3 separate regions of the Homo sapiens genome follow, and regions 1 and 3 are each linked to region 2. A link is a contact called in ENCODE Hi-C or POLR2A ChIA-PET data. All regions are on one chromosome and are shown on one strand. Each heading gives the region's core, a stretch centred on a gene start or an enhancer-like site at or near the end of the contact. The rest is flanking DNA. Distances are from core to core; before and after follow the strand shown. Region 1 holds the start of RTCB (RNA 2',3'-cyclic phosphate and 5'-OH ligase). Region 2 holds the start of SMTN (smoothelin). Region 3 holds the start of NF2 (NF2, moesin-ezrin-radixin like (MERLIN) tumor suppressor).

What was found. A loop is a pair of places that touch in the nucleus more often than their neighbours do. ChIA-PET counts read pairs that join two places held with the same protein, here RNA polymerase II (POLR2A). Pooled maps may share reads with other maps.
Region 1: a loop to region 2 is called in a pooled map, with 4 times the contacts of the local background. The contact joins the promoter of RTCB here to the promoter of SMTN in region 2. A Hi-C loop is called at or near these places in 5 of 50 pooled maps. POLR2A ChIA-PET finds 5 or more read pairs at or near these places in 2 of 52 experiments (A673 and activated T-cell).
Region 3: a loop to region 2 is called in a map of CD8-positive, alpha-beta T cell, with 4 times the contacts of the local background. The contact joins the promoter of NF2 here to the promoter of SMTN in region 2. A Hi-C loop is called at or near these places in 1 of 168 maps with a recorded cell type or tissue (CD8-positive, alpha-beta T cell), 1 of 37 single-sample maps with no recorded cell type and 5 of 50 pooled maps.

What each region holds. Positions count from the first base shown.
Region 1 is chr22:32,409,192-32,413,512 of GRCh38, forward strand. RTCB (RNA 2',3'-cyclic phosphate and 5'-OH ligase) reads right to left here and starts at 3,056. Exons shown (of 12, transcript NM_014306.5): 1 at 2,873-3,056. The coding sequence starts at 2,965. RefSeq lists an enhancer at 3,026-3,205.
Region 2 is chr22:31,079,845-31,083,601 of GRCh38, forward strand. SMTN (smoothelin) reads left to right here and starts at 1,474. Exons shown (of 21, transcript NM_134269.3): 1 at 1,474-1,612; 2 at 3,335-3,465. The coding sequence starts at 3,415. RefSeq lists a silencer at 1,356-1,515.
Region 3 is chr22:29,601,085-29,605,264 of GRCh38, forward strand. It overlaps NF2 (NF2, moesin-ezrin-radixin like (MERLIN) tumor suppressor), which reads left to right and starts at 2,549. Exons shown (of 16, transcript NM_000268.4): 1 at 2,549-3,028. The coding sequence starts at 2,915. RefSeq lists an enhancer at 1,935-2,064 and a silencer at 2,315-2,894.

The DNA.
Region 1 (4,321 bases), core at 1,806-4,305, 1.3 Mb after region 2:
TTTGAAAATTAAAAAAAAAAACCAAATGAATCAAAAAGTCCAATTCTAAACATAAAACGTAGTCATCTAACCTAGTATGTTTATTCTGTGTTTAAGCCAATAGCAAATTACATTTTATTGTGCTCTAGTGGTGACTTACAAATCTCTAGTTAGGTAAATAGTGAGAAGAAAAATTTAACATGCAGCTACGTAGTTGTGTGCTCAGTTCTGAAAGCTATATAATTTTTTAAAAAATCTATAATTTTAAAGCTTGACAATAGAGGCAGCACACAGAAGGCAATGGACGACATACTTATGTAACACTAAAGAGCAGAACATTTTTATCACAGGTCAAATATTGTGAAAGAGCTGTCCAGTAATGGAGAACCAAAGATTTAACACTTAATCAATTGAATGTAGTTTTTATCAGAAAGATGACTTCATCACCATTGCATAAATAACAATTTAATACCCACTGATGGAAAATATTTCCAGTATAATTTCTTAAGGGTCACATTTATTAATTCACCAAACATTAACTGAGGATTTACTATGCATGAAGCACTGTCCTGGGCACTAGGGGAGATAGAAAGAATATAAGATCTTCCTTTCAAGGAGCTCCCAGTACACAATACAGCTCTTATATACTTTTGTTTTTTTTTTTTGAGACTGAGTCTTGCTCTGTCACCCAGGCTGGAGTGCAGTGGCATGATCTCGGCTCACTGCAAGCTCTGCCTCCTGGGTTCACGCCATTCTCCTGCCTCAGCCTCCCGAGTAGCTGGGACTACAGGTGCCCGCCACCACGCCCAGCTAATTTTTTGTATTTTTAGTAGAGACGAAGTTTCACGTGTTAGCCAGGATGGTCTCGATCTCCTGACCTCATGATCCGCCCATCTCAGCCTCCCAAAGTGCTGGGATTGCAGGCGTGAGCCACCGCACCCAGCCAGTACAGCCCTTATATTCTGATAAGAATATCAGAGTGCAATGAAGCAAGTGCCATAACATTAAGTACACAGTGCTATGGAAGAATCTGATGAGGAAGTGCCTCAACAGTCTAGGGAGCTGGGAGAGGTTTCACAGAGATCCTGTAGAGCTGGTTCTTTGAAGACAAGAGACATCACTGGCGCAGCAGAACATCTAGGAACTAAACGCAAAAATGACGTAAAGATGGGAAGGGAGTGTTTTAAGGGAATAAAGAGAAATTTTTAGTCCAACATGTGGGTCTTGGGGGAGAAATGGAGATTTAGTAACAGATGATTATCTGTGTGAAATTCACTGCTCTCATATGGAAGCACAATTCACGCTTAGAAGTCAATAGCGTTTTAAGAGCAATGCATTAACATTCCAAGTCTCTATTCCCAAAGGAAAGGTGGTAGTAAAGTGCTGTATACAAACTTAAACCAGAACTGCCTAGCAAAATGAGACTTGCCCCTAGATAGAATGAGCAGCAGTGTGTGCATCAAAGGCTGAGTCAGAACACCTGCCAGACAATGACAGTCTGTGTTATTAGATCCTACAGATAATCATGTCATGGTGTTTTCTTTTTCTTTTCTTTTTTTTTTTTTTTGAGACTCACTCTGTCACCTAGGCTGGAGTGCAGTTTAGAATGATCACGGGTCACTGCAGCCAAGATCTCCCAGGCTCAAGCGATCCCCCTGCCTCAGCCTCCTGAGTAGCTGTGGTGCACACCACCCCGCCTGGCTAATTAAATTTTTTTTGTAGAGACAGGGTCCCACTATATTGCCCAGGCAGGTCTCCAAAGTCCTAGGCACAAAGGATCTTCCCGCCTTGGCCTCCCAAAGCGTTGGGATTACAGGCCATGAACCACTGCGCTCTCCCTATGTTAGATTTTCTATTCCTTCCTTCAGGGTAACGGTTTCCACACAAAGAAAGTGGCCAAACAGCAAACAGAACACAGATTTATCCCCGTGCGCTTTTTCTTCCCTCAGTGTAAGTGACTTGCCAACAAGGGAAACTCAGTAAGCTTTGATTCTGAATAAAAGAATGGAGTGACTATTGGGAGCTGTTTACCAAGACGTGAGACGAGACGGTAAACCTTTGAAGCATTTACTTGGCACCTTCAGGGATTTCAAAAACTATTTAAAAATACGTTGCAAAACTTCATAAACGTTTTCTTTTTTCACATTAATAAAAATATGAGCACAGATGGTGATGAAGGCCGAGAGATACAGAGCCCAGGCTTTCAAACTATCTGATGATCCTGAGCCCTCAAGTCTCCATCTGGGACGTCAAAGAAGTAAACCGGACATCAAGTCCTGGCTGAGCTTCTTCCTAGGTGGGTAGAGGAAGCTATGTCACCGACAGATCCTCGAGGTCCTTCTGTGAAGTGAATATTAAAATCAAACAGGCCCTGCCCTGCGCTACTGCAAGAAATGACATCGCTTTATTAAAAACCAACATGCGATACTGAATGCTGAAAACCTGGTTTAGTGAACAAAGGTTTGTAAACGTTATTTAAATAACCAGCATGACTCAGAGGAGGTGAATTCCAGTCCCAGCAAATGAACCTGGGGCTGGCTGTTCCACCCTGGAAAAGATCACTGAAGTTTCTGTGAACGTAAAACAGCTCACGATACGTTTATGAGACTGATCTGTGAAAACGCTTTGGAAACCCCAATTTCGTATTTATTTAGATTCCCATATCCACCGCACTTAGCTTGTCCTCGTGGTTCGGGGACCTCTCCTGGCGGGAGGTGGTGCCGGAACAGGTTGGGCGGCCCCAGAACCGTGAGGGGAGAAGGACGGGATGAGGGAAACTCTGCAAGGGGCCGGGGCGGACCCAGTGGTCAGGGGAGGTCCAGAGGGCGCAGTGGACGCCGGCCGGGCCGGGGACGGAGCACGGAAGGCCCCGCCATTTGCTCTCCTGCCTTACCTGCATGTTGGGCACGAAGCCCTTCTTGATCCTCCAGCAGTTTTTATTGATCTTCTCCAAGAACTGCAGCTCATCATTATAGCTGCGACTCATGGTGGCGAAAACTGTAGCAAAAACTCCCGGCTCCGCTTTGAAGAGCCGCTGCCGCGTAGTCCGGCTTCTCAGAGCACCGCCTTCCAAGAACCAAAGCGCAGGCGCGACCAGCGCCGCAGCAGATGAGCAACGGCAAGCGCCGAGGCTCAAAATTCTTCAGGCCAATGTCTTTCCTCTGGTTAAGTTGTACTGTCCTGTAGTGTATAACTTTAGGATCTTTATTAGTCGATTTCCTCTAAACTACAGCTAAGCGAAATCCAGAAGTTTAAAGTATAATCTAGTTATCTTTTGTTTTGGAAATGCTTTTCAGCAGCTTATGAAAACACCTTGAGTCTGGGTCAGGTTCGGTGCATTGGCTTGGAGTTTACACCCTCAGCTGGGAGGGGAAAAAGATAACGCCAGCAGCTGAGAAAGAAAAACCTGTTTGAGTAAATACCATAGCTGAACATTTATGTTTCAGAATGAATCTGGATATACACCAAATAACTTTTTTGGTCAGAAAGGAGCATCCCAAAGAATGAAGCATGGCAGCTTATCATTTATTCTGACAAACACTTGTGGGTGCATCTATTGTGGCCAGACATATACTACAAAATGATCAAATCACAGCCCTTATGGATCGCCAAAACTCCCCAGTCTAGCCGCATTTGATGATCAAGACCTCTTTAATCATGCTTTTATACGCCGTGTCTCTTGTTCATAGTGGTAAGTGAGCTTTAAGTGATTTCAGTTTCCAGTTCGGCCTCATGTCAACAACTGCAACTTTGGGATTAGAAAGACGCAAGATTCAATTTCTATCTGTGCCATTTACTGACTTGGTGTGATTAACCCCTCTTATCTCTGTTTCGTCATCTCTAAAATGGGATCATAATTCTTTCTTGAGTAGAAGGCTAAATGAAGTGACACTGGAGGGGTAATCAGCACGGGGCTTGGCACACGGCAAGCACTCTATAAACAGCTCTCCTCTTTCCATTCCCCCACTAGACTGTAAGTGCTGCAAAAAACAGTATGTAGTTTCCATTCATTTGTTGCATTATCTACACTGGTTCCGCTTTTCTTCTCTTCTGCCCCAATTTCTCCCCATTGATTAGGTGCTCTGACACATTAATATCATTCTCAGTTATGAATTGTCTGAGTTTAGTACTCTGCACTGCCATTTCATTGAATCTGTGGTGGGTGAAAAATCCCAAAGCTTGAAGTGATACAACTTTTAGAGTTTCCTGTGGTTACCCTGTTCCTTCTTGGAAAGATTTCAGAGGTAAAGAATTCTCTTTTAAAATCAAGCCTTGATGTCTGTGCAACCTTAGGTCTCTTCCCTTTTCTATGTCTTATTTTATTTTATTATTTTTTTGAGTT
Region 2 (3,757 bases), core at 224-2,723:
CCTCTGCCTCCAGGTTCAAGTGATTCTACTGCCTCAGCCTCCCAAGTAGCTGGGATTACAGGTGCATGCCACTTGCCCGACTAATTTTTGTATTTTTAGTAGAGACGGGGTTTTTGCCGTGTTGGCCAGGCTGGTCTCGAACTCCTGACCTTGGGTGATCCACCTGCCTTGGCATCCCAAAGTGCTGGGATTACAGGCATGAGCCACCGCACCTGGCCCGTGCCTTGGTTTTCTGATGTGTAAAATGGGACCACTTCTCAGGGGTGTGGGGATGAAATGAAATGACACATGGAAAAGACTCTCAGTGTGGAGACTGGGCCTTTCCTTAGATGGGGGCTGGGGGGTGTCACAGAGGACCTGAACCGGGGCTCTTCTGGGTTAACAGGCTGAAACCACCTCCCCAGAATCCCACATTATAGTGGTTAAAAGCAGGGTCTGGACTCAGAAGGTGCTGGGTATGAATCACAGCTTTACTACTTATCAGCTGTTGTCCTCATCTGTAAAATGGGGCAATAGTCATGGTCTCATGTGCTTGTTATGGGCATTATATGCCTGGTACATGGCAAGTACAAAATAAATGATTTGTTATTGTTTTTATTTGACAGGACTCCAGACCCCATCCTCCCAACTCCACCCACTTTAGTCTCCATGGAGACCCAAGGGCGGCTTTAGGGCCTCTGGCACTGAAGATGGAATAGCTTTGCCTTGTGGATCTGACCTCCTGGGTACCCTGGCTGATTCCTTGTTTGGTCTTGGACATGTCAGCTCTCTCTGGGCCTCAATTTCCCCCTTTTGCTGAATGACAGCCTGGACTCCATATTCCCTATTTAGGACTCCAGCGCTCCTAAAGGCAGACTCTCAGGGCTTGGAAGGTAGAAGCATGCTACAAGAAGGCAATGTCTGTTCAAAGGTGTGTGGGCTGGGGGAGGCGTGCTGTGTGATTGATTCTGCTCCACCTGAGATGGTCCCGGCACTCCAACACAGGGTCAAGGTGCTGCCAGTCACTCAGTCCCTGCTCTGAGGTGGCTCAGACCAGGTGTCCCGAAAGCAGCCTAGGGACGGCGGCCAAGCTTAAACACTGACGCGAGAAAGGGGTGGAGTCGAGGGAGGGGACGTGGTCTCAGGAACAAAGAGGAGGGCGGAGAGGGGCTGTCCTGAAGGCTCTGAGACTCCTACGACCCCAGGAAACTTACCTCGGCTCGGGGCGCCCCCCCCGACTTGGCGCAGAGCCTGCGTCCCCCTGCCGATGCCCACCCGACTCGCTAAAGCCACCGAGGCAGACGACCCCAAGACTCCCAATTTCCGACCTCCCTGGCCCGCGAGGGGCGGGGCCTTCCTCTCGGGGCGTGGCCGTCAAATTGAATTTTCCCAATGGGGCACGAGAGTGGGAGGTACCCAATCGAGGGTTGGCTGGCGCGTCGGGGCAGGGCGGGGCCAGCCGGGCTGCTGGCGCGGCTGGACGGGCAGCTCTCCGCAGAATCCAGGGGACGGTTGCTGAGCGGGCCTGGGACAGCGGGTCGCGGCACCTCCGGCCTGCGCGTGTCTAATCCGTCTGTCGGGTCCCGAAAGAGCTAAGCCGAGCCTGCGCCGGACGGGTGGGCTGGACTGAGAGGTGGGTGTGCGGACCTCGGGGGGGATCCTGGTGCTGCCCCAACGTGTCCGGGGGTGGAACCCGGATGTCTAGACAGGAGTTCTGGAACGTCCAGACCTGGGAGCCCCCACCCATACGAGAGGTCTAAGCCATGGGATAAAGTTATGAGACTGTTGGGGGAAGACGCCCCCGGATTCCTAAGAGACTCCACGCCCCACAGGGGCGCTAGTCTGTGGCGGCAGAAACCCTGGGGAAGCTGCCACAGAATCCTGAGGCCCCTCACAATGTCCGGCGACCCCAGACTGTGTGACAGGGAGATTGGAGAAGAGCAGCGGCAGGGATCTTCTTATAATCCCATGGGTGTCCTAGATTAGGCATTAGGGTCAGCTGCCCCATAGAAGAACAGACATGGGGGGAATCAGAATGTCCGCAGAACCTAAGGCTGGTGACCACTGGACAGTCTTGAAGAGGTTTAACCCAGACAGAGTAACTAGGTAAGAGGCAAGGATCCTAACAGGCAGAGATTGGGAGGTTGACACCTCTGAGCCTACCAGGATGGGAGGGGGAACAAGCAGTGACTTGAACAGGCTGGGACCCACACACCCCAACTGTGTGGAGCGGTAACCCTCACCCCCCACCCATGCACCGTATGGGGTGACTTCCCAAGTGACTGTTCTGAAGAGAGGGAAGGGATGATTGAAAGATGAATCAACAGGAGGTGGGGGGCAGGCCTGGGGCCACACATTAGTCAGTCACCATACATTAACTAAGCATCCACAGTGTGCCAGACCAGGGCCCCTCAAATTCCAGACAGACATTAGTTGGGGCTACAGGAGGAAGGAGAGATCTGCGCTGGGAGGCTGGGCCAGGATTTAGGGGTCCATTTTGATGGGCAGCACTGGGGCAAGATGGGGCTCTTGCCTCTGTCACTGAGAGTGTTCCAGGCCCTTGAGGGCACTTTGGAAGGGAGCTTCGGAAGCCGGAGATGACGAAGATTTTGATTACATCCTTCTCTGCCCTCTAAGTCTTTGGCTTCCTCCTTGCTCAGTGACAAATCCTTGGCCCTCTCCAATCTTCTCAGTTTGCCTGAAATCCAGGGGTTGGGCAGGTCAGCTTCTGAAAGCCCTTCCAGGTGGGGAATTGAATTCTGTATGAATTGGCAGGAGGTGCTGGGTGCCTGGACACCTGGCTTCAGGAGGTCTGGACAGCAGAGCTGGCTCCAAGAATCGGAAGACACAGTGTACCTTCCTATACCTGGGGGAATGACAGTGGTGGTGGCAGCAAGAACTACGGGTTCAGCCCACAGCCAGAAGCTGAGCCTGCGGAGTGGGTGGGGGCTGGGTAGGCCCTGTGGATGGGTGGGTGGGGCAGGAAACTGGAGACTGGAGTGCACCCCCTGGTGGTAAGCACAGCTTGGGTGGGTCTTGCCAGGCCCTGGCTTCTCAATCCAGGTCCCTGCCCTCCCTGTTTTGAGGTTTAGACAGGATGAGAGTCCATCCCAGGCCACACAGCAGACTGGCGGCCAAGCTGGCAGGGCTGGAACCAGAGACCCCCTACCCTGGGTTTGGTGAGTTTTCCAGCAAACCACCCTAGGGCAGAGGGCAGCTTCCAGCCAGGAGCCACATTATAGGATGGGACAGTAATGGACGCTCCTAGGTTAGAGAGGGAAAGTAAGGCACAGAGCCTAAGTGCCTGTGGTTTCTGGAAGCCCCAGCATGCCTGATTCATGTCTGTCCCCTGCAGAATTCTCTGAGCTGGTGACAGGTGCCACAGGCACTGGGGATCTCACCAGAAAGGAACCGACGGAGCTAGGGGCCAGCGAGATGGCGGACGAGGCCTTAGCTGGGCTGGATGAGGGAGCCCTTCGGAAGCTGGTAAGTGGCCCCATCACCCACTGTGGGGACAGGAAAGCCAAGCCAGAGAGGCAGGGTCAATCCAGGGTACCTCTCAGCTGACAGGAAGAAGTGATGGGGGAAAGGTCAGGAGGAGGGGGACATGGGAACAGGGGTAGGCCAGTTCCATGTGGCTGATGCAGAGGCCCTTGTGGCATGTGCCTGTCCATGCCTGGTACTGAAGCCTAGTCCCTCCCAACCCTCCACAGCCACCACCTGTTTAAACAGTAACTGCTGTAGACTCGCCCGTATGCAGCCACAGGTGTGGGGAGGC
Region 3 (4,180 bases), core at 1,299-3,798, 1.5 Mb before region 2:
CTTTTCATAAAAATGAGCTATTACCAATCATCAGTGTCGCTTTTTAGTCCCTGCTAGCTGATCCACCTCCTTTTGCTACTCCTCACTGGGTTCCCAGTGTCACGCATTTTCTTTTTCCTTTTTTTTTGAGACGGAGTCTCGCACTCTCGCCCAGGCTGGAGTGCAGTGGCGCCATCTCGGCTCACTGCAAGCTCCGCCTCCCGGGTTCACGTCATTCTCCTGCCTCCGCCTCCCGAGTAGCTGGGACTACAGGCGCCCGCCACCACGCCCGGCTAATTTTTTGTATTTTTAGTAGAGACAGGGTTTCACCGTGTTAGCCAGGATGGTCTCGATCTCCTGACCTTGTGATCTGCCTGCCTCCCAAAGTGCTGGGATTACAGGCGTGAGCCACTGGGCCCGGCCCGGTGTCACGTATTTTTATCAGCAGCCATTTGTTGTCCCTGTGGGGAGCCCAGAAAACCCAGCCCGGTTCTCCCACCTGCGGGGAAGAAATGAAGCAATGATAATGAAGACACTCCCATGCCAAGCCCATACTGCCCTGAGCAATCAGTTTTGGTGGGGAGAATTTGCTAGCAGAAGGCAGGACATAAAGTCCCCACAGCAGCCTCACTGGGTGTGGCAGCAAATCATTCCTGAGGCCTGGCCGGTGCTACCAGGCACAGCAGGGGTCCGTGCAGAAGAACTAGATTTATTCCATTAATATACCGTTACAGCAACAATGTCTGCTGAGTACTCCGGAACTGTAATTCACATTTCCTGAGGCTGTAGTAGGGAGAATTTGGAAGCAGGGCAGCACAGTGCTAACCAGCAGGCTCTGGGTGGGACAGACCTGGGTTTGAGTCCTAGCTTTGCCTTTCACTATCTGCATTATAGTCAGCGAGTGGCTCTATCATATCTCTCAGTATCTTCACCTGTGGAGTTGGGGGGGTGATGCTAATGTTAGCTAACATTTATGGGGTGATTATTGTTGTTAAAACTCAGTACACCGGGCGCGGTGGCTCACGCCTGTAATCCCAGCACTTTGGGAGGCCAAGGTGGGCAGATCACCTGAGGTCAGAAGTTTGAGACCAGCCTGGCTAACATGGTGAAACCCCGTCCCTACTAAAAATACAAAAATTAGCCGGGCGTGGTGGCGGGTGCCTGTAATCCCAACTACTGGGGAGGCTGAGGCAGGAGAATTGCTTGAACCCGGGAGGCGGAGGTTGCAGAGAGCCGAGACCGCCCCATTGTACTCCAGCCTGGGCAACAAGAGCGAAACTCTGTCTCAAAACAAAAAACAAACGAAAAAACACAGTAAATTGTCCCTATTTGACTACTAAGAGCTATTTTAAAATAGAATTTATTATCTAAGTACAGAAAGGTGTAATTATCCCCCCTACACCCGTTAGAACCCTTGATGACACTAAATAAATAATACATGAATACGGTTCAAAAATGGGCATCATAGAGTATAAAATAAAGAATGCTTTCATTTTCAACCCAAATTCAGCAATTTCATAGGATGCCAGGCTCAGCTCTAAAGCCTTATATGTATTCAGTGCGCTGAAATTCAACAACCTCACGAGGTAGGTATAACCAATAATAATTCTAGGCGGGGCGTGGTGGCTCACGCCTGTAATCCTAGCACTTCGGGAGGCCGAGGCGGGCGGATCACCTGAGGTTCGAGACCAGCCTGACGAACATGGAGAAACCCCGTCTCTAATAAAAATACAAAATTAGCCGGGCGTGGTGACGCATACCTGTAATCCCAGCTACTCGGGAGGCTGACGCCGGAAAATCGCTTGAACCCGGGAGGCGGAGGTTGCAGTGAGCCGAGATCGCGCCACTGCACTCCAGCCTGGGCAACAAGAGCGAAACTCCGTCCCAATAATAATAATAATTAATAATAATAATAATAACAATAATAATAATAATTCTAAAGGGAAGCAGAGGGATCTGGCGGGAAAGTGCCAGCAAACCTAACAGGCCTCCACAAGTGTCTTTAAAGTTTCATAGGGGTCGGTATATGTGATTAACTGCCAAAGAAGAATATTCGCCGTGTGTCCGAAACGCAGTCCCCTGGGGCGCCACACTCGGAGCCTACTTGAACCGAAGAGTCCCTCCCTGGGCCAACGAAGGACCCAATTCCCCTCGCCCCGGATCCAGCCTCTAAGTGGTTTCCCGGGTAAGGTCAGCAGAGGTCCGCCGCCTCAACCAGTCTTGTTAGAGTAGGCACAAAAGCATTCAGAGTGACTGCCACTGTAGCCACTCAACGCCGAGCCTAGGCCTGCTTTTTTTGCAGTTAGAGTGAAACTTTCCATTGGTGGAGTCACCCCAAAGGAGGCGGGACGGAGCGGGAAAGTCCTGCCTACCTTGGCCTTCCCAGCCAATCGCAGCATCTATGCGTCAGCCTCCGGTTCGGTTGCGCTGCGCGTAGTGGTCTGGGCGACCTGAGGGCGGGGCCGGGAGCAGGCCCCGGGCTGTGGGGAGGGTGCGCTTCCCGCGGGCGCGCGGAGTGAGGACGGTGACAGCCACGCGCGCGCGTACGCGCCCGATGCAGCGCGGCCCCGTGACCCTAGTCGGCCGCTGAGAGGCGCGCGGAGTCTGGGCCGCTGCCGTCTAGGGGTCCCGTCCCGAGGCGTCCCCGGCATCTCCGGCCCGAATCCCGGAGTGCCGGGTCGCGCCTGCACCGAAGGTCCCGGCTCCTGTGCCCTCCCTGCAGCCGTCAGGGCCCGTCCCCCAACTCCCCTTTCCGCTCAGGCAGGGTCCTCGCGGCCCATGCTGGCCGCTGGGGACCCGCGCAGCCCAGACCGTTCCCGGGCCGGGCAGCCGGCCACCATGGTGGCCCTGAGGCCTGTGCAGCAACTCCAGGGGGGCTAAAGGGCTCAGAGTGCAGGCCGTGGGGCGCGAGGGTCCCGGGCCTGAGCCCCGCGCCATGGCCGGGGCCATCGCTTCCCGCATGAGCTTCAGCTCTCTCAAGAGGAAGCAACCCAAGACGTTCACCGTGAGGATCGTCACCATGGACGCCGAGATGGAGTTCAATTGCGAGGTAACCGGCCGGCAGCCCCGACTGCTGCGGTGACAGTCGAGGTGGAAGCTCGAGAGGTTCTCTTTATATCATCTTATGGGTGTAGCTAGAGACGGGCAGAACCGGAAGGGCCAACTAGGCCCAAAACCTCATGTTAAAGATGATTGCTGCTTTTTTTCATAGGACTTTTGGGTTTTGGCATTTCCTGAAGGTTATTTTCATTCATTGTTATTGGAAGAAGCTGGATGCTCCTGTGATAGAAAATTCAGGATTTCAGTGTCAGGCTTAAGTTAGGCTTACGCTTAAAAGCTTGAAAGTTTATTCTTTCATTAGGTAATATTGTTATGTACCCAGGTATTAGAAGTTGCGTCTTGTTTATTGGAAAGCCAATACTTGTTTCCCTTTTCTAAAGCTTGCATATTCTGGGAAAAAAAACCCTTTGAAGAACGATATAACATCTCATACTTACTTTCCACATAGTTTCCAACATGATGATAACAGCTATCAATTGTTCAGTATTTTCAAAGTGCTAGACATTTGCACATTTAATCCTCAGAACAAACCCATTTATCTAGTAAATGGCAAGGTGGGGTTTTGAACCAAGCTCACAGCCCGTACAGTACTGCTTCTCAAGTAATTTAAGTTCTTGCTGCTAAAAGTGTGGTTTGTGGACCAGCAGCATTGGCAGCAGTAAGCAAGGGTTGGCATGCTTTTTCTGTACAGGACCACATAGTAAATATTTTCAACTTTGTAGACTAGAGAATCTCTGTTGGAGTTATTCAACTCTTCAACTCTACCATTGTAACACAAAAGCAGCCTTAGATAAGATCAGCTTCCAGCATGACAGCTTAAGGAACCCATTCCTCTGTAAAACTGGTGAAAATTCTTTTTTGTTTTGTTTCGTTTTGAGACAGAATCTCACTCTGTCACCGAGGCTGGCATGCAGTAGTGTGATCATGGCTTACTGCAACCCTGACCAACCTCCCTGGCTCAATCAGTCCTCCTGCCTCAGCCTCTCGAGTAGCTGGGACCACAGGCGTGTGCCACCACACCTGGCTAATTTTTTTTTTTTTTTTTTTTTTGAGACGGAGTCTCGCTCTGTCACCCAGAGTGCACCGGGCTAGAGTGCAATGGCGCGATCTTGTCTCACTGCCACCTCCACTTCCAGGTTCA